Linked DNA regions of Homo sapiens: all the other regions are linked to region 1. The links are chromatin loops, found by intact Hi-C in ENCODE. Cell type or tissue: endothelial cell of umbilical vein. All regions are shown on one strand. Links, peaks and the distances in the headings refer to the core of each region. The heading gives the core; the rest is flanking DNA.

Region 1 (5,991 bases), core at 369-5,368:
GTGTTATTATTTATTATTTACCTTATTAGCTGTTCAGGTGAGTATGACTTTGTCCTTAAAATGTATTTTGGCTATTTTGAGCCCTGTATTAGTCCATTATCACGCTACTATGAAAAAATACCCGAGGCTGAGTAATTTATAAAGAAAGGGTATTAACTGACTCAGTTTCCACATGGCTGGGGACGTCTCAAGAAACTTACCATCATGGCGGAAGGCACCTCTTCTCAGGCGGGCAGGAGAGAGAATGAGTGCAAGCAGGGGAAATGCCAGGTGCTTATAAAACCATCAGATCTCGTGAAACTCATTCACTCTCAGGAAAGCAGCATGGCAAAAACCGCCCCCATGATCCGATTACCTCCACCTGGTCCCTCCCATGACGTGGGGATTATGGGAACTACAATTCAAGATGAGGTTTGGGTGGGGACACAGCCAAACCATATCAAGCCGATTATTTATTTCACAGATTTTAGAAATAAAGTTCATACAAACACAGAATTAACCATTGGATAATTTGTTTTAGAATTACTAGAATCTTTTTATGTTACATTTATTAATAGGTATATTGTATTATTTGTAGTGTCTCATTCAGTGATTTTAAAATTTCTGATTGTTATTTGTGTGTAAGATTGCAATTTACTTTTGTATATTAGTTTCATATATAGCAATTCTGATAGACTTTCTGATTTGAATAATTCAGCAATTTGTTTTAGAAAAACATAAATATGTATATTGCATTAATTAAAACATCAAATTCAACGTTAAATTGGAGAGATGTTAAAGAACATCTTTGTCTTGATCCTGATTTTTAAAAATTATTCTAATCATTCATTATTAAGTAGATTATTTCCTCAAGGTAGTTTCCTTGTTTTATTTTTTCTTTTTGTTTAATAGCTGTTGTTTCATATTTTTCATCTGATTAAGAAATTTCACTGCTATTTTTTAATCAATAAGGGTATTGGGCTACATTTAAGACTTTTCTACATTTGTTGCTTAATAGAGTCAATTAAAGTTTGAAGTACCTTTTTAAGAAATTTTATTCAAAGCTCAATCTGAAAAGCATGAAGGTTTTACTACATTAAGGGCTTCAGGAATTAATGGACAATATGTTTTAGTCTTTACATACTTTCCTTTTTGGGGGTGCAAATGGAAACATTTGAAAGTGTTCACTTAACTGTGCTCTATTTTTATATAATCATGCAACTACCGCAGGGCTAAAATAAATTTATTTTTGGCAGCAGGAATAGCAAAAGATCATTTGAATCAATACACTTAGAAATGTATTAGAATTTGCCTAGATATTTTTGTGCTTTTTAAAACTGTTCTCATGTGACAATATTTTTGCCAAACTTTGGTAGAATTTCTCAACTATATTGATGAATTTGAGTTCCTGGAATTTCTAACTCTATTTAATTTGATGTCTCAAAAATATTTTCAAGTGAAATATAATCAGTTCTATCAAATTCAGTACATGCTTCCCCCTTCAACGTACATACACAACACACACACACACATAGGCACACACACACACATTTTCCCACAGGCTTATTTTTCTGTGAAATGATATTTTCTCATAGAATTATGATGATTATACAACATGGATACAAACTATATAAAAATCTGCAATCAAGTTATTCTGTAATTTGAATCTATTTAGACCTTTCATTGAATGACTTTGAACAAATAAATTCTTAAGGCCTGTAAAATTATCTCTCATTTAAAATCAAATGTGAGTGATTTCCAAACGGCTTATTAAAACACAATAACGCTAGGATTACAATGTCTTGTTTATCATTTTGTTGTTGTTGTTATTTTTATTGTGTTACCTTTGTTACTTCCTCAGGAAACTAGGTATTGAACATTTTTAGATCAGACAATAATATTTTCCAGCATTATTTTGAAACCTAGTTATATTTTAATTCAATGATCTTGAAAATTATATCAGATAATCCTGGATATTAATTAGATGTTAGTGGAAATAGTTTTAGAAGTTTTAATATATAGTATTGAATAAAAATTGTGTCATTTTACTGTTTAAAATTATTTTAAACCTATTAATGGAGCCGATATGTTGCTAATGAAATCTGCTTAAACTTTTAATGTATTTATATCTTTGTTTTAATTTATAAATAGCACTAACTCTAACCTGAAAAAGTCTTGATAAATATAAAAAAAAACTAGTGCTTGGAGAATAACCACAGAATTTCCTAATAAATATATTGTGTGTGTTCATCTCTGTTTTGGATATATATATATATATTTAGATGAAACTTTATCATTTTGCCATCAACAAAATTATTAAATTCCTAATAATTTGGACTCATCATACTTATTCAGCACTATCAATCATCATCCACATGAGGGCAGCATATCCTAAAGGATGTAGATTTTAATATTACAGTTTCGAAAGTGCTTTTACACAGTTTCATGTTGAACCCTAGCAAAAGTTGTCTATTCCTAACTTTATGCTATAGATGAAGAAATCAAAATCAGAGAAGTTGAGGAATCCCTGGCAAATGCAAACTGGAATTATGTTCCATTTTCACCAATTACATATTTCTTATTCACTTACATTTTAACTACAAAACAGTAGTAAGAAAAGCATGGGCAAAAACTTATGCATATGTTTCTTTACTCCACTATCTTTAATTAGAGATGCCACATACACAGAAGGTAATTTCAAGTGGGACAATGAAACTTAAAGACGACTATTCCAAAAAAATAAAAATCTTTGGCAAAGAAATTTCAAAGTGTCATTAGTTTTAGATTTGTGTAGTAATGATAAGCTACAATCCTAGCTAAACAGAGAATTTACAGCTTGCACTTTTCCATTTATTATTTCCCTTAATGAACTGTTGCATATTCTAGTTAGAAGATAAAAAGATTAGTTTTAATTATTACGGATACATAATAGTTGCACATATTTATGGGGTACATGTTGTTTTGGATGCAAGTGTAAAGTGTATAATGATCAAATAAGGGTAATTGGGATACCGATCGCCTCAAGCATTTATCTTTTTTTGTGTTGGGAAAATTTCAGTTCAACTCTTTTAGTTCTTTTAAAATATACAATAACTTACTGTTTACTATAGTCACCTTATTATGCTACCAAACACTGGATCTTATTTATTCTAACTTGATTTTTGTAGCCATTAACCACGCCCTCTTTATACCCCCCATTCTCACCACCCTTTCCAGCCTCTGGTGACCATCCTTCTACTCTGTATGTCCATGAGTTAATTTTTGTTTTTAGCTCCAACATAAGAGTGAAAACATGCAATATTTTTCTTTCTGTGCCTGGCTTATTTAATTTAACGTAACTGGAGGACACTCCATGTTATTGCAAATGACAGGATTTCATAATTTTTATGGCTGAATAATAATTCATTGTGTATTATGTACCAGGATTTCCTTATCCGTTTATCCATTGGTGGAAATGGATGTTGATTTCACCTCTTGGCTATTGTAAATAGTCCTGCATTAAACATGCATGTGCACATATTTCTTAAATATATTGATTTCCTTTCTTTGGATATATACCAAACAGTAGAATTGCTGAACCATATGGTAGTCATATTTTTAGTTTTTTGAGGAAACTACACAGTTTTCCATAATGGTTGTAATAATTTACTTTTTCAGCAACAGTGTACAAGGGTTCCCCTTTTTCCACATCCTCATCGCCATTTGTTATTGCCTACTTTTTTGAGTAAAAGACATTTAAACTGGGATAAGATATCTCATTATAGATTTTATTTGCACTCCTCTGATGATTAGTGATGTTGAGCATTTTTTCATATACTTGTTGGCCATTCTTCTTTTGAGAAATATCCATTCAGATCTTTTACCCATTTTTAAAATTGACAATTTTTTTTCCCTACTGAGTTGTTTGAGCTCCTTATAGATTCTGCTTATCAATTCTTTGTCAGATGGGCACTTGGCAAATATTTTCTCAGATTCAGTGGGCTGTCTCTTCACTTTGTTGTTTGTTTACTTCACTGTACAGGAGCTTTTTAGGTTGATGCTATTTCATTGTCCGTTTTTGCTTTGGTTACCTGTATTTTTGAGGTCTTACTCAAGAAATATTTTCCCAGAACACTGTCCTAGAGTGTTTCCTCAACATTTTCTTATTGTATTTTCATGGTTGAGGTATTACATTTAAATATTTAATCCTCCTTTATTTAATTTTTATATATGGCAAGAGATAGGGGTCTAGTTTCATTTTTCTGCATACAGATATACAGTTTTCCAAGCACCATTCATTGAAAAGTCTGTCAATTCAGCAGTGTATATACTTGGCATACATTGTCTGTGTAATCTCTTGATAGTTTCTCTTATGGTGCAGAAGTTCTTTAATTTAATTATGTCCCACATGCCAATTTTTGTTTTTGTTGCAATTGCTTTTGGAGACCTATCCAAAAATATTTTACCTAGGCCCTTGACAAGAAATTATATCCTAGGTTTTCTTCAAATATTTTTATAGTTTGAAGTCTTCCATTTAAATTTTTATTATAGTTTGAAGTCTTCCATTTAAATATTTAATCCATCTTGAGTTAATGTTTGTATAGGGTGAAATATATGGGTCCAATTTCATTCCTCTGCATGTGGCTAATCAGTCATACCAGCACCATTTACAGAATAGGGAGTTCTTACCCTATTTCTTGTTTTTGTCTGCCTTTGTTGAAAATCAGATGCTTGTGGGTGGGTGGCTTTAATAGTGAGTTTCTTTTCTACTCAATTGGTCTATGTGTCTGTTTTTGTAACTGTACCGAGTTGTTCTGATTACTGTAGCCTTATAATGTAGTTTGAAGTTGGGTAGTATAGTGCCTCTGGCTTAGTTCTTTGGCTTAGAATTACCTTGGCTATTCACACTCTTTTTTGGTTCCATATGAATTTTAGAATAGTTTACTTTCTTCTAATTCTGTGAAGAATGATTTTGGGAGTTTTATAAGAATATTATTGAATCCATAAATTGCATTGAGTGGTGTGACCATTTTGATATTCATTCTTTGAACTCATGAGCATGGAATGTTTCCCATTTATCTCTATCATCTCTGATATCTGTCAGTGGTGTTTTGTAATTATTCTTGTAGACATTTTTGACCATTTTTGGTTAGCTGTATTTTTAGATGTTTCATTTTCCTTTGGTTATTGTAAATGGTATTGTGTTATTGATTTGGTTCTCAGCCTGGAGGTTAATGGTATATAGAAATTGCTGATTTTTGTGCATTGGTTTTTTATCCTGAATCTTTACTAAAGTCATTTATCAGTTTGGAACATTTTTATGGAGTCTTTAAGGTTTTCTAGGTAAAGAATAATATCAAAACAAAGAGAGATAGTTTGATTTATTCTTTTCCTATTTTGATGCCTTTTATTATTTTATCTGGTTGATTTTTCTGGCTAGGACTTTCAGCACTATGTTGAATAGGAGTGATGAGAGTGGCCATTCCTAACTTATTCCAGTTCTCAAGTGGAATGATTACAGCTTTTACCATTCAGTTGAGGTTGGCTGTGGATTTGTAATAAATGGCTCTTATTATTTTGACATATGTTCCTTCAATGCCTATTAGTTGAGGTTTTTACAATAAAGGGATGTTGGGTTTTATCAAAGCCTTTTTCTGTGTCTACTGAGATGATCATATGGCTTATGCTTTTAATTCTGTTTATGGGGTGAATCACATTTATTAATTTGTATATGTTGAACCAACTTTGCATCCCAGGAATAAAGCCTACTTCATCATGATGAAGTAGCTTTTTGAGGTGCTGCTGGATTTGGTTTGCTAGTATTTTGTTGAGGATTGTTGCTTCTGTGTTCATCAGGGATATTGGCCTGAAGTTTTCTTTTCTCATTGTCTTTCAGCAAGATTCTGGTATCATAGTGATGCAGGCTTGGTAGAATGAATTAGGGAAATGTCACTCCTCCTCAATATTTTTGGAATAGTTTTAGTAGGATAGGTACCAGTTTTTCTTTGTACTTCCGGTGGAATTTAGCTGTGA
Region 2 (5,991 bases), core at 570-5,569, 190 kb after region 1:
CTTCCCAAAGTGCTGGGATTACAGGCATCAGCCACTGTACCCAGCTGTGTTTCCTTATTTCTGAAAGGATTTCTACTGTGATGTATTTACTGGACTTTACTGACTATATTATTTCCTATCTTTTATTAACATAAGCAATGCTGATACTAATAATCTTATAAATGTATTATTCTGCATGTTTGCAAGTGTATCTGTAAGGCAATTTCCCATAATTAGAATTGTTCGCTCAAAATATTTATTAGTTGTAATTTTTCTAGATATTCATGAATTGTCTTTTATAGGAGTTGTAATAAAGTGTTATTATTGTTTAATTTTTTTGACAATTTGTTAGAAAAATGTTACCTAGCATAGTTTTAACTAACATTTATTTTACTGTGAGTGAGGTTGAACAGGTATTCATGTGTTTAAAAGCCATCTGCCTTTCTTTTTCTCTACATTTTTTTTACATTCTTTTTCAGATTTCTCTTTAGTTGTTGTCTTTTCCTGATTGATTTTTTGGAGCTATGTTATGTACTAGAAGCATTACTCCTTACTCCATATTAAGAGTTACAGATATTTAGTCTCATTTATCACATATCTTTTTACTTTTGAATTGATTTTTTACAATGCAAAGAGTTTTGATTTAATTTCATTTTTTGCCTGTCAGATTTTTTTTATTTTTTGTTTTTTTAACTTTTATTTTAAGTTCAGGGGTACATGTGAGGATGTGCAGGTTTGTTACATAGCTAAATGTGTGTCATGGGGTTTTGTTGTACAGATTATTTCATCACCTAGGTATTAAGCCTAGTATCCATTAGTTATTTTTCCTGATCCTCTCCCTCTTCTTACCCTCTGCCCTCCAATAGGCCCCAGTGTGTGTTGTTCCCCTCTATGTGTCCATGTGTTCTCATCATTAGCTCCCACTTATAAATGGGAACATGTGGTATTTGATTTTCTGTTCCTGCATTAGTTTGCTAAGAATAATTGCCTCCAGCTCCATCTATGTCCCTGCAAAGGACATGATCTCATTCTTTTTTAATGGCTGCATAATATTCCATGGTGTGTATGTACCATATTTTCTTTATCCAATCTATCACTGATGGGCACTTGGGTTGATTCCATGTCTTTGCTGTTGCTGCAATGAACATATAAGTGCATGTGTCTTTATAATATTACAATATATATTCTTTTAGGTATATACCCAGTAATGGGATTTCAGGGACAAATAGTATCTGTGTCTTTAGGTCTTTGAGGAATTGCTACACTGTCTAAAAAGCTCAATATCACTGATCACTAGAGAAATGCAAATCAAAACTACAATGCAATACCATCTCACACCAGTCAGAATGGCTATTATTAAAAAGTCAAAAAATAACAGGTGCTGGTAAGGTTGCAGGGAAAAAGGAATGCTTATACACTGTTGGTGGGGTGTACGTTAGTTCAGACATTGTGAAATGTTTTGATCTTATGTAGTCAATCTTATCTAAGGTTCTTATGTGGTGTCTGATTTTGAGCTCTGAATAGAAAAGCCTTCCCTACTCCAAGTTCACAAAAACAAAACAAATAAATAAACAAAAAACCTTACTGTGGCCAAGCAGGAATATAATTTCACTCAACAGGATCTGGTTGAAGATAGTTTAATGAAGGAACTATTCATGAAAGTACAGACAAGATAAAGAAAGTGGTGAGAAGTGCTAAGAACCCCAGGGACTGGCTTTGGTAGGAAGCCATCACCACTCCTGGCCTGAAGGGGTAAGAAGACAAGGTGTGCCTGCAACCATGTGAGACTGTGAGACCTGAATTAGGGGCCTCCTTGAAAGAGCTTAAGTGTGGCCATTCTTGTTGATTTTTCTGTATGAACATGGAATCAGCATGTCTAATTAAAATATAAAACAAATCTTTTGCTTTTATTGCTTTTGTTTTATTAATTAATTTAGGAAGACTTGTCATCTGTATGAGTTTATATCTTCCTATATACAATCGTCATACCTCTCAATTGTTCAAGGCTTAGTTTTCATCCTTCTGTAGGCTTCAATTTTTTTTTTTCAGAGAAGTCTTATATGATCCTACCTATATGGGGAAGGGTATTTTATCTTTTGTCATTATTGTTGTTGTCATATTGCTTTTACAAATGGTTGGTTTTTGTCCAGCATTTGTTCTGTCAGGTGGTTCTGTGATTGATTGAAAGCTCTTGCACTAGCAGTTCCATTTCAATGTGAGCTTTGCAACTTTAGGAGCTCAGGTGACATTGTTCACTAGTGAGTTCTCTTTCTGCCCTTCTTCTCTTCATTTCTTTGCTATCAGATTTGGCCAGTCTCAACCAGTGCAAGCAAAGTGACACCAAAATGTCTTAATTATTTCCCTGATATTTACATTTTAATTACAAAATACATATGTTGTCATTGTAGAAAAATAAAAAAGAACATAGAAGCTAAAAATATTACTGTAATATGTGAAATAAAAAGAACCCTTCCACTTCTTAATCACTTAATTATTATTTTTTCCTTTCATGGTCTATGTATTTTTTTTCAAACAGCTGAACAAAACTGATGCTATGTCAGTAAAAAAATAAAAATAAACCACTTACCAATTACAAATTATGTAAAAATGGACTCCTTAGGCAAAAATTATATATTTTAATTCTATAAATAATTGTTCATCTATATAAAGCAGTAGAATAATTTTCTGTTGAAGACTGTGTCATCTGATCAACCCCAGAACAGACTGAGGCTTCAGACTATGCTGGCAGCACAGTATCCTGCTGCTCTCTAGTGGCACATTTCAATATCTGCAGGCAGATTGACTAGGCAATGTTATTTCATTTTTGGATTTCTGGCTTGGAGCAAAGGAAAAATCAAAAATGATCCAAAAGTTTAGAGACAGTCAAAGCTATTAATTTGCTGGTGTTTTATCAAGTTCTGTGAGAGTGAATTAGTCTGAGTAGTATCTTTTTTTTTGTTCAATTCAAATAGTTGTTTCAATTAAATATATAAGACTATTTAAAAATTAATTCAAGAAACATTTTATTAGCATTAGCTAAATGCCAGACATTATGCTAGCCAGTGAAAACACAGTTCAGTAAAAGGTAGACCTTTATTTTGAAGGAGGTCACATAATAATAACACTGCCATAATGTGTCATACTGAATATAACAGCACAGTACAAAGAAAGTACAAAAAGGAAAAATAAATGTATTCACATTCCCTATTCTTGATCAATTTCAGATAGAAGGCCTTAATTTACAATGGTGTTATTTCCTCTAGTGCTTGACGTAAAGTTGACAGAGCTTGGTAGAAGAGAATAGTGTTTTTAATCAGTTTTCTCATTTTAAGACCATTTCCTCAAAATATCACTTAATTCACTATGCTCTAGTCTTTTCGATTAACTTTAAAAGCGTGCTAATCCACATGAAGCAACTCCTCGCCCCTATCCTTGACTGGGATTTTGTGCTATTTCGTACTAATTGGAGGAGAACCTCATGTGTGCTCCAACTGCATCTCCTTTAGGATCAGATGTTTTTCCTGGTCATTCTAATTACTGGAGAAAATCCTATTTCAAAAACCAAAGAAATCTGGAACCCTAACACAGTGCCTTCCCACTCCTACCCACTTATTTACAAATATCCCCATTATAAGAGGCTTTCTACCTGAAACCTTTTTTCCCCAATAGACATGAATAACACCTACAATCACCCTCCAGGTTGTCACACTCCACACTGGAATTTGTACTTTTATTTGTGAACACTCCTGCAGGGAGGGTAAGCTCTACAGATGGCTTAGTTCCCTTAGTACTGTGCTCATTCCTCTTCCTTCCAGCCTCCCTGGTCCTTAGAGCAGAATAATGGCTAAGCCTGAAGAGTGAGGAAAGGGTCCATGAAAAAGGAAATATTTGAGCTGAGTTTTAGATGACAACTCAGATTTCTCAAAAGAAGAAAGAAGAAAGGAAGAAACAACATTCTATTTAGGGAAAAAATCAGGTAAAGTTATCTGCATTAGTCTGTTTTCACACTGCCATAAAGAACTGCCCAAGACTGGGTAATTCATAAAGGAAAGAGGTTTAATTGACTCACAGTTCTGCATGGCTAGGGAGGCCTCAGAAAACTTACAATCAAGGAAGTTCAAGGGGAAATGACAACTTCTTCACAAGGTGGCAGGAAGAAGAACGAATGCAGGAGGAACTATCAAACACTTATAAAACCATCATGTCTTGTAAGAACTCACTCACTATCCTGAGAACAGCATGGGAAAACTGCCCCCATGATCCAATTACCTCCACCTGGTCTCTCTCTTGACATGTAGGGATTAAGGGGATTATAATTCAAGATGAGATTTGGGGGTACATAAAGCCTAACCATATTATTCCGCTCTTGGCCCCTCACAAATCTTACATCCCTTTCACATTTCAAAGCCAATCATGCCTTCCCAAAAGGGAAATAAAGAGTCCCCTTTTGGGAAAGCTTAACTTCCCAAAAATTAAGACTCCCCTTTTGGGAAGACATGATTGGTTTTGAAATGTATCAACTCATTCCAGCATTAACTTAAAAATTCAAATTCTTAACTCATTCCAGCATTAACCCAAAAGTCCAAGTCTCATCTGAGACAAGGCAAGTCCCTTCCACCTAGGAGCCTGTAAAGTCAAAAGCAAGTTAGTTCCTTCCAAGATACAATGGAGATACAGGCATTGGGTAAATGTTCCTATTTCAAATTGGAGAAATTGGCCAAAACAAAGGGACTACAGGTCCAATACAAGTCCAATTCTGGCTGGTTAGTTATTTGGTGAGTTCCAAAATGATCTCCTTTGACTCCATGTCTCACATTCATGGCACGCTGTTGCAAGAGGTGGGCTCCCATGGCCGTGTGCAGTTTGTGGCTATGCAGAGTACAGACCCTGTGGCTGTTTCATGGGCTCACATTGAGTGCCTGCAGCTTTTCTATGTGCACAGTGCAAGCTGTCAGTGGATCTACCATTCTGGGTTCTGGAGGATCATAGCCGTCTTCTCACAACTTCACTAGGCAATGTCCTTGTGGGGACTCTTTGTGGCAGCTCCAACCCCACATTTCCCTTCTGCATTGCCCTAGCAGAGGTTCCCCATGAGGGCTCCACACTTGCAGCAAACTTCTCCCTGGACATCCAGGCATTTCTATACATCTTCTGAAATCTAGGGGGAGGTTTCCAAACCTCAATTATTGACTTCTGTATACCCACAAGCCCAACACCATGTGTAAGCCACCAAGGCTTGGGACTTGCCTCCTCAGAATCAATGCCCTGAGCTGTACATTGGCCACTTTTAGCCATAGCTGGGACACAGGATACCAAGTTCTGAAACTGAACAAAGCAGCAAGGCCCTGAGCCTGGCTCAAAAAGACATTTTCTCCTCCTAGGCCTCCAGACCTGTGATGGGAGGGGATGCGGTAAAGACCTCTGACATGCCCTGGGGACATTTTCTCCATTCTCTTGGTGATTAACTTTTGGTTAATCATTACTCATGCAAATTTCTGCTGCCAGCTTTAATTTCTCCCCAGAAAATGGATTTCTCTTTTCTATTGCATCATCAGTCTGCAAATTTTCCAAACTTTTATGCTCTGCTTCCCTTTAAAACATAAGTTCCAATTCCAAACCATCTCATTGTTAATGCATGAATTGAATACTTTTAAGAGCACCCAGGTCACATCTTGAATGGTTTGCTGCTTAGAAATTTCTTCTCCCAGATACCCTAAATCATCTCTTTCAAGTTGAAAGTTCCACAGATCTTTAGGACAAGGACAAAATGTCACCAGTCTCTTTGCTAAAGCATAGCAAGCATCACCTTTATTTCAGTTCCCAACAAGTTCCTTCACTCCATCTGAGACAACCTTAGCCTGAACTTCATTGTTCATATCACTATTAGCATTTTGATCAGAGCCATTCACCAAGTCTATAGGAAGTTCCAAACTTTCCCACATCTTCCTGTCTTTTGAGCCCTCCAAATTATTCCAACCTTTGTCTGTTACCCAGGTCCAAATTTCATCCCAC
Region 3 (5,991 bases), core at 294-5,293, 83 kb after region 1:
CTTGTCTTAAAGTAACTGTTTGTTTAAAAGAAGGGAATTTATGCAAGAAATGTTGTACAATTTAAAGGTGATTAAACCTCCTAAATGTTTAATTAAATGCCACTATGACTCTTAGTTGTACAACCTGCCTGCTTTACAGCTAGGTAAGGCCTGGGACACATGGAGTTAAATGCTAGAAAAAGTAGGCCTTATCTGTACTTCCGGATGCTGCCCTAGGCTCCATACATACTACATAATTAAAATCCTGGACTTAACAACTTTTCACTAAAAGTAAAAGTCCCTAAGAGTTAACAGTGTAACATGTAATTAAGACTACTGAAGAAACAGTTCTGCATGCAAGGCATGTAAGGAAAGTGAAGTGTGTTTTTGGTAAAAGATTATAAGAAGGCATGAGAATGGATTTCCTGCCTAAATTCAAGGGTTAAAGGATGGTTTTAGGTTAAATAGAATAAAGCTAAAGGTTTGCACAAGTTGTGGAAGGTTTATGAAAGAAAATAATTGTAAAAGAAACTCTGTGAACATACTGGCTAAAGTTAAAGGGATATTATTCAGTTTTTCTGTAAACTGAACATTGAAATAAAAGCATAACAGGTTTTTCTGAGAGCAAAAACCTGCTTATGATCTGCTCTTTAACAAAATTGTAAAGGGTTGTAAAAAGTTTACGAGAGTCTTACCTTATGGTCAAGCTGTTTAAGATTGGACAGATTTATCTATAAAGTTTTATTAAGAATTGAGTTTGACATACATAATGCACTAATAGAACAGTGAAATTTGGCTTATTTTGTGTAAAAATCATACAAGAAGCATTGTCAAATATGAAATGATGTTTGGCTTTCTTTGGGCTATATTTGTATAAATATGTTATTGGTATATGTTCCATAATATTGGGAAACTCCTATAATTCTAATATGACTTAGGGTACATTATTAATAGTTATAATTATTATGTAAAATTGTTACGTGCCACAGAAGTAACCAAATTTCCTTATCAATTGTGACTTTAATAGTGGCTGTCCTAAGATGTTTTGTCATCTACAAACAATTGTTGTTTTAACCCTCTTTAGAAGCTGGGTTTATAATCAGCTATAGAACTCTAGCAGGTGTTCTTGAATGCAGGTTTCTGATAACTGGTAATTATGACATTAGAATAGAGGGGAAAACTTTCAATACTCAAGGAAAGCTGAAATGTTTATGAATATCAAGCAGAATAAGAGTAAACTGAATTAACTGAACCAATAGAAAACTGAAGTAAACTTTTTAACTCTTTCTGCTTAAAATATTGCTGATCTTTTGTTTCGTTTCTTCAGAGTCAAGGAAACCTTTGAGCTATTTACAGCTTGTAGAAATTGAGTAAAGTGTACTTCTGTAAACAAAATTTGGTGTATATTTGTTTCTCTCTACCTGATTTCTCCAGAATTTGGAAACTATTTTTATCTTAATTTATGGCACTATAATTATTTGCATAAGTGCAATAAGAATCTGTTTTTTTTTTCAACAAGACACAGAGAAATTATTTTATCAAGGCTTTGACTGGAATGGTGTGCTTTCCTTTAAGGAATCAAACTTGAGTTGTAAAGTCAGTAAAAGCCCTTTGGGGAACTGGACTCCCTACACAGTCCCTGTACAGGGTCTCTGACCTGTGGTAATTAAAGGATGTCACTTTTGTTTTTTTTTTTTTTTAGATGGATTTTCACTCTTGTCGCCCAGGCTGGAGTGCAGTGGCACAATGTCGGCTCACTGCAACCTCCACCTCCCAGATTCAAGCAATTCTCCTGCCTCCTGAGTAGCTGGGATTATAAGCATACACCACCATGCCCAGCTAATTTTTTGTATTTTTAGTAGAGACGGGGTTTTGCCATGTTGGGCAGGCTGGTCTCGAACTCCTGACCTCAGGTGATCTGCCCACTTTGGCCTCCCAAAATGCTGGGATTACAGGCATGAGCCAACATGCCTGACCAAGAATCTCACTTTTGAACAGGTCCAAGAGCCACAGGTTATCTTGAGGCCCCAAGGGGAGAGGAATTTACCCAACTCTTAGGTATTTGAGGGTACAAATAGCAGGACTCAACTTCAAAAATATCTTATCTGAGATTCTTTCTATAGAATAGGGTTTCATCAAAACCAATTTTGAGAAGCCTATGTGAAAATTAATTATTCTTGCTGCACTTTATACAAATAATCAGGCAAAATATAATAAGGCAAATCAGTCTCACCACGATTTGTCTTTAGTAAAAATAGGAAACTGGAGAGAGAAATATTATGTTTGAAGAACTATGGTATATTTGCTCTTAGATTCTAGTCTCCTCAGTTGTTTTTAAATATGTTTCTGCAATTTATGGTAATCCTGCATATTCCTGTGAACAAACCAGTGATCTCTAACTGCGGCTCAGAAAAAAAAAGAGGAATCAGTTATGTAAAAATCTGAATCAGTATTCTTATACCGGGCATATACTGGAGTCACCTAGCAAACCCATATCAGCTTGGTTCCAACAATTGCCCAGTTCATGGAAAGCCCACTAATTAATTTACTTGGGATAATTTTACTTATTTTGCTTTACTGTTGTGGAATATATTGCTGTTTTAGTCTTTGCATAGGTATTCAGGACAATGTTGAATGTTGTATTATATTGAAAACTTATTAATCTTCCAGTAATCACCTTTTGTCAGAATTCGGAGTTATATATGGCACTAGCCATACCAACACTTTCTGACTGAGCTCCTCTCTATTCTAAACACAAGAGACCCTCATGGTTAGGCAGGAATATCATCACCTTTATTCAGCAGAAAAAGTTACAGAAGATGGATCTTCATCCCTCTGCTCTCTTAGGATAAAGGGTTCTCCTATAAAAGGGAGGGGGTAAATGTCAGAGGCATGTGAACTGGAGCAACTCCAGCTTAAATAAGAGCTAGGTAAAATGAGACTGATACCTACCAGGCTGCATTCCCAGACAGTTAAGGCATTCTAACTTACAGGAAAAGATAAGAAGTTGGCACAAGACACAGTTCATAAAGACCTTGCTGATAAACAGGTTGCAGTAAAGAAGCCGGCTAAAACTCACCAAAGCCAAGATGGTGACGAGAGTGACCTCTGGTTATCCTCACTGCTATGCTCCTACCAGTGCTATGACAGTTTACAAATGCCGTGGCAATGTCAGGATGTTACCCTATATGGTCTGAAAATGTGAGGCATGAATAATCCACCCCTTGTTCAGCATATCATCAAGAAATAACTACAAAAATGAAAAATGGGCAACCAGCAGCCCCCAGGGCTGCTCTGGCTGTGGAGTAGCCATTCTTTTATTCCTTCACTTTCTTTTTTTAAAAAAACTTTTCTTTTTTTTCTGTTTTTTTGGTCATCCAGGCTGGAGTGTAGTGGTATGATCTCAGCTCACAGCAAACTCTGTCTCCTGGGTTCAAGCGATTCTCCTGCCTCAACCTCCCAAGTAACAGGATTACAAGCAAGCACCACCACGCTTGGATAATTTTTTGTGTTTCTAGTAGAGATAGGATTTCACCATGTTGGCCAGGCTGGTCTCAAACTCCTGACCTCAAGTGAGCCACCCTCCTCGGCCTCTCAAAGTGCTGGGATTAGAGGTGTGAGCCACCAAAGCCCAGCCTCCTTTACTTTATTAATAAACTTGCTTTTGCTTTGTGCTGTGGACTAGGCCTGAATTCTTTCTTGTGTGAGAGCCAAGAACCCTCTCTTGGGATCTGGATTGGGACCCCTTTTCTGTAACACTGGTACTATAGACTAAGACTGATCCTAGCCTTTAGAATGTACTCAGTAAAGGTATTTCTAAATGAAAGGCTGTTAGGAATATGTTAATAATCACAGAGTTATGTGACATATAATAGGAGTTTTTAGTCCTAGGTATAGAAAACAGATTAATTTTATTGAGCCAATTGTACCTGGTAAATACAATCATGTAATTGTTATCACAATTGTTTTATCTCTAATTATTTATTTCACCCCAAACCAACTAATCAACCTTCAATGGAAACAGTACAGTGGTGAGATCATGAACTCCAGTATCAGAAAGACAGACTTGAGTTCAGATCAAGATTCTCCAACCTACTTGTTGCTTGTTGTGTAAACACAATTGAAACCAAAATGAGCACAAAAGTAAATTCTCATACACAACTGCCACCAACCAATATATTCACTTCTTTCTCAAGAAAGGGAGAGGTATCTGGTTAGGCCAGACAAGGTTCTTGGGGCTAAGCAAATGGGTATGTATTTTTTTCTTTCTTTCTCATTGTTAATAAAAATGAGTCTACAGAACACTAGACAATGAATGTCTCAGTACCAAAATTGTAGTAATCTTGGGAATTACATGAGTGCTTACTTTCTTAGCTGCCAAAGAAAGAAGACCTGTTTGAGGGCTATAATTTTTCTATTTACTTCTGGCCTGTTTCTTGCCCCTGGAGAAGGAAATAACAAAGCTCGTTACCTTATGCCCATTTATACATATGTTCTTTTTCCCCACTTATACACACGCAGTTCTACCTACAGCACACATACACTCACAATCCTTTTCTCAGCAGAAAAAAAGAGGATAAGAGAGTTACTACTTTCTTGGGAATCAGACCAACATTCACACTCTAACTCACAAAAATACAGGGAGGCTCACCTGCTTCTTGTTTACCATAAAAGGGATTGAGTTGCAGGACTACCTCTCCTTTTTATGCCAAGGTTAGGAAGAAGCAAGGGGAGACACAGATGGCCCTTTTATTCTTTTCATAGCCTTAGGAAAGGTGAGCAGCTGCCTCTATTGCCCATATATCTGCCTGTGGTTTCCATTTCACGAAAAAGAAACAACAAAAGCTCTCTTAAAAGAGTGTGTTTTTACCCTGAGATCTCTTAGGTGGCTTCAGTAAAACATAAAAATTATATTTGTATTAACATGTAATTTGCGCTTTAATATCTCCAACCTTTACCCCATTACTCCTCCCTCTGTTAACTCTTCACCTTTGGAGATACTGGCCATGAAGTTACAGCTCTTCAGGAAAGATTAAAAATGGGCTAGCTATGCTAGAAGTCTGAATCACTATTCTGTGTTTATTTACTGGTTAAAGTTTATTATTTTATGAGTACACTATGATAGGTACAGGGTATATATTAAACCACCTATGTCAGTTAAACATTGTATAGCCAGGTGACACAAAATTAACTCTAGACCCACCTCTTTATTTCTTTAAAAATATACAGAAACCTAAAAGGTCTCATGTATCTTAAGTTATTTAATGTAAACTTGGAAAGCTCAACAGCTGTACTACATAATATCACCTTAATTTTACTAAAACTGAAATAAATCATTTTATTATATATTAATGGGGATGATACTATACCTAATACACAGAGATGGTGCGCATATTTTCAAAGATAATGCTTGTGAAGCACTTAGTACTATCACTGATGGTCAGTATTATGCAAGTATAGTATTTTGTAATTATTATTTTTGCATTCACTTTCTCATTAAGTAACAGGAGAAGCCAGAACAATGAAGATGGCTTCTGAGCAGTGGGTTATGAGGCAAAATAGGCTATTTAGTAGAACTTTTAATGACCCAGATATAGTCATGCTCACAAAGAACATTGTTCATGACAGTAGGGACTGTATCTCTATGAGAATGTCACTGTGACTGGCTTCCTCCTCAACTGTGCTACAGCTACTCTTCTTTAGAGGTCTGTTCTTAGAACACATTTGGTTTTTTCACTGCATTGTGCTAGAAAACTCCATTCATGCTAGCACTCCATTCATGCTACTACTATATACCTACATGTACAGATAAAATTTCATTGTGTGTGCACTTCCTTCACTTTCTCCGGTTTTCTTACTATTCTTCCACTTTTCTCATAACACCTCAACTCAAAAACTCATATACCATAAACATCCACAGCCTCTGTTATTCCCTGCACTGTTCATATTTGTTCTTACTAAATTTACTCTCGGGAATTTTGAAGCCATCACAGTGCCTCAGATGTAGAAGCT
Region 4 (5,991 bases), core at 332-5,331, 810 kb after region 1:
CTGCAGTGAGCCGAGATCGCGCTACTGCACTCCAGCCTGGCGACAGAGCAAGACTCCATCTCAAAAAAAAAAAAAGAAAGAAGGAAAGAATCAAGTATATAGCTATGTACTCACATAAGGAGCTGTCCAAGATATTAAGTGGAGGGAAAAAAGCAAGTTTAAAAATAATATGTGTACTACTATATTTTGTTAAAATATTAATATTAAATGTTAATTTAAATAATATATAGGTATTTAAAATATATAGGATTTAAAAAGTATAGAGAACTATTATACAGCATACAAAAAGTGTATATTTTTAAATATATAGGAATATATACCAAATTGTTTAAAATTATCTGAGAAAAAGTGGAAGTATTCATAGGGGATTTTAACTTTCTACAATATTATATACTTCTCTAATATCTAGATTATTTTTAAAATATTAACTATGGATGCATTGGCTCACACCTATCATTCCAGCACATTGGGAGTCCAAGGTGGGCAGATCTAAACCCCTGTTTAGATTCAATAGCAATTAAGTCCAAAAGTGTACTTGGATCCTAAAGATCTATGTATTATGTTTTAGCAATCACATTGAGTAATGTTTATTTTAGAGTATGATGGGCTGTACTTGGTTCAGGTAATGTGGTCCCCAAGAGTTATTCATACTAGTTACACATAGGACTATTCTAACACATGTATTTATGTGTAAGTCTGGGCCTAGAGAGAAATGATTAAGCTTCCAGAAGATTGATATAATCCTCACTCACCAATATATTATCATCTGCATATTTTGCTTCTGCCATGAAACTCTGGGTGGTGACCAAGGTGTTCTTAACATATCCCCTCAGCTCAACTAAACTTTAAATAGGTTTCTTTCTGACTGTAGGCTCTTGACCTCTCTTGTCCTAGAGCATTTTAGAAATATTGTGATTGCATATCTTTCTCCGCCCCTTTGAAATGTAGATAAATCTCCCAGCCTCTTGTCAGTCTTACAGCCCCAAAAATGTCTTTCTCAAGGACCAAACTACCATCCTTTTGAAATGTCATCATCAAGAAAAATAGCCCCCCATCTCCCAGTCTCTGAGAGCATAGGAGTTTAACTCTCTAATTAGCTTAACTCATTAGCAAACAGATAGTCTAATCACATTGACCAACTTCCCGTCTAAACTTGTAGTACTTTGCTACTAGCTCACAGGAGGGTTTAAAACCCCTCCTGCCTTTTGTTTCAGTGAAACTGAGTTTATTCTCTCTCCCCTATGATAATAGTCTTCTTAGCCTGTTTAATTATATCAAGTGCAATTTGTCTTTGACAGTTGTCAGGAAGTTTATACCTCTTTTAGAGAAAGTTGCTGCTTTCTCTGCTAAGGATTCTCACACCTGTTAGTATGGCTACTCTTTTTTTTTTTTTTTTTTTTTTTGAGACAGAGTCTCACTCTGTTGCCCAGGCTGGAGTGCAATAGCACCATCATGGCCCACTGCAGCCTTGACCTCCTGGGCTCAAGCAAGCCTCCTGCCTCAGCCTCCCAGGTAGCTTGACTACAGGCATGCACCACCCCACCCGGCTAAGTTTTGTATTTTTTTTTTAATAGTGATAGGGTTTTGTCATGTTATGTTGCCCATGCTGGTCTTGAACTCCTGGGCTCAAGCGATTGTCTCTCCTCAACCTCTCAAAATGCTGTGATTACAGGCATAAGCAACCACACCCAGCCTAGTATGGCTATTCTTAAAATGATAAGAGGTAAGTGTTGGTGAGGATGTGGAGAAAAGGGAATCTTTGTGCACTATTGATGGGAATGTAAATTAATACAGCCATTATAAAAAAACAACATGGAGATCCCTCAAAAAATTGAAAACAGGCTTGGCATGGTAGCTCACTCCTGTAATCGCATATTAGCTAGGCATGGTGGCTGACGCCTGTAATCCTAGCACTTCGGGAAGTGGAGGCGGGCAGATCACTTGAGGTCAGGAGTTTGAGACCAGCCTGGCCAACATAGTGGAAACCCATCTCTACTAAAAATACAAAAAATTAGCTGGGTGTGGTGGTGCACACCTGTAATCCCAACTACTCGGGAGGCTGAGGCACAAGAATCACTTGAACCTGGGAGGCAGAGGTTGCAGTGAGCCAAGATTGCACCACTGCACTCCAGCGTGGGTGACAGAGCAAGACTCCATCTCAAAATAGATAAATAAATAAAATATTAATTAATGTAAAATAAAAATAAAATCTTCTAAAAGAATTCACTTAAGCCTCAAATGCAGCATATCTACACTCACAAAAAAAGTACATTTCAAGGGATAACGTGCTTTGTGTTTCCTAAAAGGTATTCCACAGAAGAGTAGTTGCATGAAAATAAATTCTCCAATCAAATAAGTTTGAAGTATCTTAGACAAAACCCATTCATTGATGGTAGGACCTGTGAGAGCCTTGAACATGCCAAGAAGCAATGTGAATCTCCAAGAAGCTTTGCAATATGCAGCCTCTCCCAAACTTATTTGACTATAAACACCTTTTTGGAGGGACCATTAATGGCTAAAAAAGGAAAGATATTACAGTCAATTCAATGCACACTTTCCATAAACTAGCACTCTGACTGGGCACCTGAGCTACATTCCTCACCCACAAGGAGGCTTGGTTCTATATGGAAACATTGAAAAGTCAAATTAAGCAGGCTGTTCTTGTGGCTCTGGGCTTTCAAAGCAAAGAGCAATTTATGATTTAAAGTTCCTAAACAAATCAGGAATCCTAAAATATGCTTGAGTAATCTCCCCTGATTTTTTTTTTTTTTTTTTTGGTAAATTTTCTGGTTTAAACTTTTTGGAGTCAACTCTGTTCACTACCCAGATTCATAGGAATGGAGGTCCTAGAGAAAAGTTAAAGGAGATGGCAGTGCCACACTCGGAAAGAAAATGAGCCACGCCAAACTCCCCTCTCTCCTTCACTAGGTCATATGGAGTGAGTGGCTAAACAGTGCCTGGACATAGCAAGACTCAGTAAATATACAGTTGAATTAACGGATCCAAACATCACATTTACCATAAAGAGTACCTTCTAAATAGGTCTCCTATCGATTTTTTCTTCTTGTTTACACTTCCATTCAGTTAAAAATAAATAGCATAAATTTATAATCAAGGAGTTCCAGAAAATTTGATTTGAAGTAAGTCAGAAACTGTTACAGAATATTGATTAAAAAGATGATCACCTTGCAGCTTCAGCATCTTTTTAATTTGCAAACATGCCTACCACTATTGGATTTTTTCACTTTTTATAGAGAATTCCCATTTTTGGCGAAGACAGATATGACTTCAGAAAAACCACCTCGCCAGTCCCACGGCGTGGCCTTGACAGAGGCACCCTCTGGTGGTGGCCTCGCTGAAGTGCAGACACTGTTCTTGACTGGTGTTTGGTTTACTTGGGTTTGTTTCCTGGCTTGCTTGCTTTATTATTTTATTTGTTTATTTTGTTTGAGAAGCACCGAGTCTCCTTAAAAGGCACAATCTTTAAAAATCTAAACATGTGGAGTTTAAAAGCAACAGCAAACATCACACTGCATCACATCTTCTTAAATTGCTGTGACTCAGGATTACTGCAATCTCATTTTTTTACTAACTGTATTACTAATATATAATAGCACATACAGAGAATACAGAATAATACAGACATGCTAAAAACAGAACAACATTGTCGTCAGCAAAAGACTTAAACAAAATAATAATACATTATGCACACAATTTCTGATGATCAACTACCTTAGAAGTGAAGCTCACTCTTTTAGGCTATAAGCAGCAGGTCACATATCCTTAATCTTCCAAGGCAAACCTGTCAACCCTAGGAACTACCTGAGAGTAAATAGTACTTTACCTTGGCCAGGGACTATGGAAAACAAGGAACAGTAAGTAGCATCCTTACATAATTTCTGTGGACAAATACAACAACTTTGTCAGATAACTTCCAAAATAGTACTTAAAGAACACTTGAATGTTTTACCTATCTTCTCCACTTTATATCAGTGATGAGCATATATTAGCAATAGTACTCATCATTGCTAGTTCGATTTTATTTCTCCATTGAATTATACATGTAGAAGTATACATGTAGAATTATACATATATACTGAATTATATATATATATACACACACACACACACACACACATATATACATATATTTGCTGGCTACAGTTTGAGCCTTGGAAGGAGTAACATTCCATTTAGGGAAAGAACTGCTTCTTTATTTAACTGCTTTTGATTATGCAAAGATAGAATTGATGGGCTATCTGAATATTGCGATATGAGAAAACAAAGGGCAAAATAGCTGTACATATTATGTCAGAAACATTATAATTTCCAGCTAGTAGCATGAATGATAGAGAGAGGGTGGGGATCTCAAGTCAGGTTATATAAGCTGCTCCCAGCCCCATCTGAACTGTGTACATTCTCTAGTGAATTGTTGAGCTCCAGAAATACAGGATTCCCAGGAACAACTGACTGGTGGTGCTAACTGTTCTTAACCCACACGTGCTAAGAAAACGCAACTGTAATCAAGAACTGGAGAACCAAGAAGCTATAAAGGAAGGATGGAGAAAAGCCCTTCATCTTTTGTGAAGAAGTAACCTTTTGTTGCTTAAAGCCACCAACAAAGTGACCTAGTGAACATGTCCTTCCCACAGACACTACTCTACTGTCAGCTTAGCTTTGGGTCTCAGTTCTTAAACAGAAAATTAATATTAAGTATCCACTAGGAGCCAAGCATGGTGCTAAGTGTTCATAGACATACAAACTGTCAACTCTATAAGGTGAAGATGAAAATGCCAATTTATAGATGAAAAACTTAAAGGTTAGCAACGTTCCTTAATTTGCCTGTGACTTTCCAGTCAGTAAATAACAAAGTCGGAAGTGAAGTGTAAACAGGTCTAATTCTAATTACAGTGCTGTTTCCACCACACCAAATGCCTCATTCATTCATTCGATAAATATTTTTCAAGAATTTTCAACCATTATGTGCCAGGCACCAAGACAGTAGTGGAAAAGACTATGCCCTTATTTTCATGAAACTTGCATTCTAGCCAGGAAGGGTGCACAATATGCAAGTAAATAATATATAAGCAAGGTTATTAGAGGTGGTGATTAGTATTTTGAAGGAAATAAGCAGCATGATGTGATGGAAAGTGACAGAGAGCACTTCCTTGGGCACTAAAGCATGCTGGGAAAGGGCTCTCTGAAAAGAAGACATTTAAGTCAAGTCCTACAGGTTGAAAAGGAACCAGCCAGACAAACATCTCGGAGCCAAAGATTTCAGACAGAGGGAAAAGCAAGAGCAAAGGCCCTGATGCACTTGAGGAGAGCAGAAAGGAATCCAATGTGGCAAGAACATAACGAGCTACAAGAAGACTAGTACCAGAGAAGGTTGACAGAAACGAAATATTTAAGATTTTGTAGGCCATAGTAACAAGTTTGTATTTTACTCAAAATTCAATAAAAAGTCACTGGAGATTTTATGTAGGGCAAGACATTATCTGATTGACATTTTATATAGGGACTGGATAGAGAGGGAACTTCAGGGAAATGTGAGTGGAAGCAGGGGACTAGTTAAAAAGCTACTGCAGCAATCTGTGCACAGATCATGCTACCTGGAAGTGGGAGGCAGCGGTAAAAGCCAAGAGATTCATTTGAAGGCTACTTCAGCAATGGTGTTAGAGCTAATGGTGTGTTAGACTGGATCAGGGGTTCTTAGTGATGGTGCTGCGCCCCCTCCCACACAGGCTATTTGGCAATGTCTGGAGACATTTTTGATCGTCATAGCTAGGGGCATGTTACTGGCATCAAGTTGGATGGAAGCCAAGGATGCTGCTAAACATCCTGCGACGCACAAGATTGTTCCCCACAGAAAAGAATTACCAGGTCTAGCATGTCAATAGTACCAAGGTAGAAAAAACAAGAACTAAACAAGACTTGAAGAAACAAAGAACCAGAACAGAACTGGAGAACAACTGAGAGATTTGGGATATA
Region 5 (5,991 bases), core at 286-5,285, 71 kb after region 1:
ACCCAGAATCTTTTGATATCTTGAGAATAGTGCCCCTTCTCAGTTTGGATATAAAGGAATCAGAGTCCACAGAAGTCAACATAGTACATTCAGATGTTAGACTTGATTTCCACATGATGAATGAAATAGCTCTTTCTGAAACATTTTATTTTATTAACTTCTTAGCAAGTTGTTTCTTCCCAAATTATCTAAAGGGAAATATCAATGGCACACCTCATTTCAAAAATTGTCTATTCTGAATTAATTGAGAAAAATAAATGAGTCTCTATTCATCGGCTCCAGAATGTAATGTTTAGTAGCAGTATAACTTTACTTACCAACTCCTATAATGCACACATATTATGCAAAAGTGAATGAATATTGAGGGAGCTGATACCCTTTTCATACTGTCTGCTAAAATTATATAGACAAATTGATTCCCCATGTAGCAAGTAGCTTATATTATATATTTATAGCATCATTTCTGGTTCCATTTCATGTCTTGGTTCATCCTTTGCCTTTTCTTTATTTATTCATCTTAATTTAATTTGTACTATTCTTTTATATGCATAAAATTGATTTACAGTTTCTATTCAAATTACAGTCCATGTACAAGCCCCATGTGTTATTGGCCTTAACGGAGAGCTTGTTGGAAATGTGGAATCTCAGGTTTCAACCCAGAATCAGAATCTACATTTTAGTAAGATCCTCAACTAATTTGTTTGCACTTAAAACTTGAGCAAATGACTTTAAACTACCTTTAATTATCTAATGATACAGGGTGTAAGTAAATGATTTAATCAAAATGAATTCAGGGTCTTTTAAAACAAATTGTACTGATTGTGCTTCATGTATATGATCTCTAATCATTACCTACCCTGAAATGATAAGTCTTACTTGCATTTTGTGGATAAGATTAGGAAACAGATCTTCAGAGCGTCTGCTCAAAGAAACACAGAAAGGGAGTGGCAACCCAGGAATGGACTTTAGTTTGCCCAGCTCTGTTCATGTGATCATACTGAAAATTTACCGTAGGCCCAACCCAGAGTCAAAAATGTCCGTGATTTATCTCATTCAAACAAGAGTATTTACAAATTGGAAGGGATTTTTGCTTTGACAATGAAAATCCCCCGTGACAAAAAGGTCAGGCACTTCATGCTGTAAAATTGTTGCCGGAGAAGGATGGAATGAGTAGGAAGATGAAAATAAGGCAGCTGTTTGTGAATATATGCTAGTCACCTCTGGGAAGTGGGTGTGTCCAATTCAGGAAGCTACAGGGTATTAGGCATCAAACAGCATTACCTCGTCATGACCAGTGGATAAATGATGAGTTCTGAATTATATGGGGAGAAGAGTATGGAGAGGAGGACTGGAAGATGTCAAATAATTAATATAATTAAACTAGATATGCTGAAAGATGATTTATGAATGACATTTACTTTAAAATCTAAAAATTAGTTCATAAAATATTTTAAACCCTATTGGAAAGGAACAGGCTATTTAAAGTAGTTGTAAATTATACATGGGATCTCAAGACTTCCTATTTAAGATGAGCCATAGGCTGAAAATTAAAATGTCTAAAATTGACTTTAAGGAATATTAATGGAACAAAAGAGAAAAATAAAAAACAATGCCTGTTTTAGAAGAAACTGAGTCATTTTACATTAAAACTATATTTTTCCATCAATTAGAAAAAACAATTTCTTTCATTTGTCATACTCTGACAAAGTTTAGCTCTATCTGATACACATCAAATCAAGCTACTTAAATAAATGTGGTAAACGACATATTTTATATTCTGGAGTGCACCTTAAAGGTGTGTGTATGTGCATATGTGTGCATGAATGCATGTGAGTAGGACTGGATGAAGGATGGGAGCAGAGAAACGAAAACTTGAAAAAGATTTCTTTTTCTTTAAGTGGCTTACAGTTTCTTGAGAAGACCTCCATTCCTTGCATGCTTCAGTTCCACTAAATGTAGAAAAATAAAATTGAACATTGAAAGCTTGAGAGATTTTAGACAGCATAAACAATGAAAGTTTCCTATAAGAAAATTGGAATTATGCAAAAGACTTTCTAATTATAAAATATGTTCAAAACAGAAATTGTTCTGAGGCACACAATATTCTGCGGGGATAGGACAAAACTTCAAGGAAAGAAATTGAAAAGCAAATTTTACCTCACAATTTAATCCCTTTGTTCAGTTTTCATTTTCAGGCAGTGAAGCTGCTGTAGAGTAACCATGGGAAACGGTGGTGGTTCTGGCAGGCAATGGGGAGCACAGGAAGGCTCCTGGCACCAGAAAAAAAAAAGTTCAAGGTTTGATCTGAACGTAGCAATCACTGAGTTTACAGGCAGCTAAGATATAAAAAGGTTAAACTACCCACACCCACAATCACACACACACACATACACACACATGAGGCAAGTTCCACTGTTTCAACAGCTAGCAAAGCCAGGAAGCCAGGAAGTGGTTCAGGGTGGTGGCCATAAGTCAGCACAAGCACAGGCTGTTTAGATTTTAAGCTCTCTGCAAGCTTCAAAGTGTCTGAGAAATGCAGAGGGAAAGAACATGAAGGGTTAGTGGATCAAAATTGTTGCTTCTCTATATCTTATAAGAATGTCTTCTAACAATTTTGGTCATAACAGAAATAAAAATTGGTTTTGTGTGTGTTTGTGCATGTGTCAGTATGTTTCCATCTGGAATAAACGTGAGTTTCTAATATCATTAAATGTCAAACATATTAAAGATGAAATGATTAATTACTTTGGCATCAGAAACACAAATACTCTAATCATTTCCACAACTCTTGGTTTTTTCTTCTTTTGGTATGCAGAATCACATAAACAAGAAATGAGTGGAAATCAATCCATTTTTTAAGAGCACTCGTCTCAAACTTACACACAACTACAACCACCAAGCTCTTGCCCCTGAGTTATACCTATGAAGGCCTGGGAAAGTCAGGAAGACCAGAGGGAAACTAGCACATTCCTTTAGACCATCAGTTTAACTTATAAATGTATTAAAGAAATGTAAAGCATATTTTCTTCTTAAAAGATGCTGCCGCTCTCCCTCTCCCTCTCCCTCTCCCTCTCCCTCTCCTCTTTCCACGGTCTCCCTCTGATGCCGAGCCGAAGCTGGACTGTACTGCTGCCATCTCGGCTCACTGCAACCTCCCTGCCTGATTCTCCTGCCTCAGCCTACCGAGTGCCTGCGATTGCAGGCGCGCCGCCACGCCTGACTGGTTTTCGTATTTTTTGGGTGGAGACGGGGTTTCGCTGTGTTGGCCGGGCTGGTCTCCAGCTCCTAACCGCGAGTGATCCGCCAGCCTCGGCCTCCCGAGGTGCCGGGATTGCAGACGGAGTCTCCTTCACTCAGTGCTCAATGGTGCCCAGGCTGGAGTGCAGTGGCGTGATCTCGGCTCGCTACAACATCCACCTCCCAGCAGCCTGCCTTGGCCTCCCAAAGTGCCGAGATTGCAGCCTCTGCCCGGCCGCCACCCCGTCTGGGAAGTGAGAAGCGTCTCTGCCTGGCCGCCCATCGTCTGGGATGTGAGGAGCCCCTCTGCCTGGCTGCCCAGTCTGGAAAGTGAGGAGCATCTCTGCCCAGCCGCCATCCCATCTAGGAAGTGAGGAGCGCCTCTTCCCGGCCACCATCTCATCTAGGAAGTGAGGAGCGTCTCTGCCCGGCTGCCCATCGTCTGAGATGTGGGGAGCGCCTCTGCCCTGTCGCCCTGTCCGGGATGTGAGGAGCGTCTCTGCCCGGCCGCCCCGTCTGAGAAGTGAGGAGACCCTCTGCCTGGCAACCGCCCTGTCTGAGAAGTGAGGAGCCCCTCCGCCCAGCAGCCGCCCCGTCTGAGAAGTGAGGAGCCCCTCCGCCCGGCAGCCACCCCGTCCGGGAGGGAGGTGGGGGGGTCAGCCCCCCGCCTGGCCAGCCGCCCCGTCCGGGAGGTGAGGGGCGCCTCTGCCCGGCCGCCCCTACTGGGAAGTGAGGAGCCCCTCTGCCCGGCCAGCCGCCCCATCCAGGAGGGAGGTGGGGGGGGTCAGCCCCCCGCCTGGCCAGCCGCCCCATCCGGGAGGGAGGGGGGGGGTCAGCCCCCCGCCCGGCCAGCCACCCCGTCCGGGAGGTGAGGGGCGCCTCTGCCCGGCCGCCCCTACTGGGAAGTGAGGAGCCCCTCTGCCCGGCCACCACCCCGTCTGGGAGGTGTACCCAACAGCTCATTGAGAACGGGCCATGATGACAATGGCAGTTTTGTGGAATAGAAAGGGGGGAAAGGTGGGGAAAGGATTGAGAAATCGGATGGTTGCCGTGTCTGTGTAGAAAGAGGTAGACATGGGAGACTTTTCATTTTGTTCTGTACTAAGAAAAATTCTTCTGCCTTGGGATCCTGTTGATCTGTGACCTTACCCCCAACCCTGTGCTCTCTGAAACATGTGCTGTGTCCACTCAGGGTTGAATGGATTAAGGGCGGTGCAAGATGTGCTTTGTTAAACAGACGCTTGAAGGCAGCATGCTCATTGAGAGTCATCACCACTCCCTAATCTCAAGTACCCAGGGACACAAACACTGCGGAAGGCCGCAGGGTCCTCTGCCTAGGAAAACCAGAGACCTTTGTTCACTTGTTTATCTGCTGACCTTCCCTCCACTATTGTCCTGTGACCCTGCCAAATCCCCCTCTGCGAGAAACACCCAAGAATGATCAATGAAAAAAAAAAAATAAAATAAGAACTACAAAAAAAAAAAAAAAAAAGATGCTGCCAACAGATTCCTAATCTTTGCCAGTCAGGGTTGTTTTATTTTCATTTTGTAAAGAGGGTGGAAGAGTATTAAAGAGAGAATACAGACAAAAGGGGTTTATGTGCACCTATTATAGTTGTATTTTGTTGCCCTTATGGGGAAGCATTAGGCTTCCAAATGAATCAGGAACAGGCACATAGAGGGCATTGAGACAGTCGTATGTCAATCTGTCTCTCTTTGATTGAGAACCTGAAATGTTTGAATTTTCTGAGATTCCCTAGCTTAGAAAGTTAGCTTTCTAGGCTAACTTGTTTATTTTCTAAATGTGATTTTGTGATTTTATAAGCTATGATTTTCTTTTCTCCTTTTGATGACGCATAGAGCCATTGGCTCCCACAGACCACCTCCACTTCCTACCAACCTTCATGCAGTCAACTGACACATTCCATAGACATAGAGTCTGTATAGGTCAACTTTCTGCAGTAGTGAACTACTGAAAACAAAAGCTGAACAAATTATATTTTCAATTGTGTATACAAATCTGCTATTGAAAATTATTTTATAGTGTAAGTTTAAAACCAATTCAATAGGCAAGATAATATAATACATTCGGACAGCCTGAAATCTGACAAATTTTGGAAACCTGTGGAATTGTACCTCAGGCTTCCTTAAGTAAATTTATCAGTGAAAAAATGTGATTATTCTAACCTAGACACAACTTGTGAAGCTAGGAAAACACACTGAAGGCAGTGGGAGAGGACTAGTGAGCAAGAGGGTGGGCTATAGCACAAGTCCTGGGCTTTAAATCCCAAACACAATCATTAACCAGCCTTGTGAGAGGGACAGGAAATTTAGCCTCTCTGTGCCTCCATTGCCCCACTGGGAATAATAGCATCTTCTTTATGCAGTTGTTTCAGTTTTCTCCTTTTTTTGAGTGTGGGAAAATACATATAATATAAAATTTACCATCTTAATGAGTTTTAAGTATACTTCAGTAGTGTTAAGTATATTCACACTGTAATGTAATCAATCTCCAGAACTTTTTCATCTTGCAAAACTGAAACTCCATACCCATTAAAGAACAACTTATCCTCCCTCTGATCCCTGTTAACCACCATTGTACTTCTGTTTCTATAAATTTGATTCCTCAAAATACCTCATAAACGTGTAATCAGACTGTATTTGTTCTTTTGTAACTGGCTTATTTCATGTAACATAATGTTCTTAAGGTACATTCGTGTCGTAGCTTGTGTAAGATTGCTTTTTTCTTTTTAA

The links. Hi-C counts contacts between places; a loop is a spot of excess contacts. Peaks named below come from ENCODE experiments on the same cell type or tissue, not always from the same donor. Only the 100,000 strongest peaks of a DNase experiment are listed, where the experiment ranks them.
Region 2: it touches region 1 in a loop (16-fold over the local background); 75 of 110 quality-filtered maps call a loop at or near these places.
Region 3: it touches region 1 in a loop (8-fold over the local background); 4 of 110 quality-filtered maps call a loop at or near these places.
Region 4: it touches region 1 in a loop (17-fold over the local background); 41 of 110 quality-filtered maps call a loop at or near these places.
Region 5: a loop joins it to region 1, with 3 times the contacts of the local background. A loop is called at or near these places in 3 of 110 quality-filtered maps.

Annotation. Positions count from the first base shown.
Region 1 is chr4:69,687,354-69,693,344 of GRCh38, forward strand. No RefSeq gene overlaps it. Among named protein-coding and RNA genes, the nearest start is that of UGT2A1, 37 kb to the left of the region's middle. In endothelial cell of umbilical vein, for the core only: a CTCF peak has its summit at 2,367 (motif pointing right); a DNase peak (open chromatin) is centred at 2,538; H3K27ac peaks cover 321 bases.
Region 2 is chr4:69,878,619-69,884,609 of GRCh38, forward strand. No RefSeq gene overlaps it. Among named protein-coding and RNA genes, the nearest start is that of SULT1E1, 21 kb to the left of the region's middle. In endothelial cell of umbilical vein, for the core only: a CTCF peak has its summit at 2,767 (motif pointing left); a DNase peak (open chromatin) is centred at 2,753; H3K27ac peaks cover 430 bases.
Region 3 is chr4:69,770,658-69,776,648 of GRCh38, forward strand. No RefSeq gene overlaps it. Among named protein-coding and RNA genes, the nearest start is that of SULT1B1, 13 kb to the left of the region's middle. In endothelial cell of umbilical vein, for the core only: no CTCF peak of the experiment used is centred there; a DNase peak (open chromatin) is centred at 3,054; H3K27ac peaks cover 2,485 bases.
Region 4 is chr4:70,501,996-70,507,986 of GRCh38, forward strand. No RefSeq gene overlaps it. Among named protein-coding and RNA genes, the nearest start is that of AMTN, 14 kb to the right of the region's middle. In endothelial cell of umbilical vein, for the core only: a CTCF peak has its summit at 3,351 (motif pointing left); a DNase peak (open chromatin) is centred at 3,336.
Region 5 is chr4:69,758,302-69,764,292 of GRCh38, forward strand. It overlaps SULT1B1 (sulfotransferase family 1B member 1), which reads right to left and starts at 2,319. Exons shown (of 8, transcript NM_014465.4): 1 at 2,158-2,319. In endothelial cell of umbilical vein, for the core only: no CTCF peak of the experiment used is centred there; DNase peaks (open chromatin) are centred at 1,040 and 2,370; H3K4me3 peaks cover 1,518 bases; H3K27ac peaks cover 3,545 bases.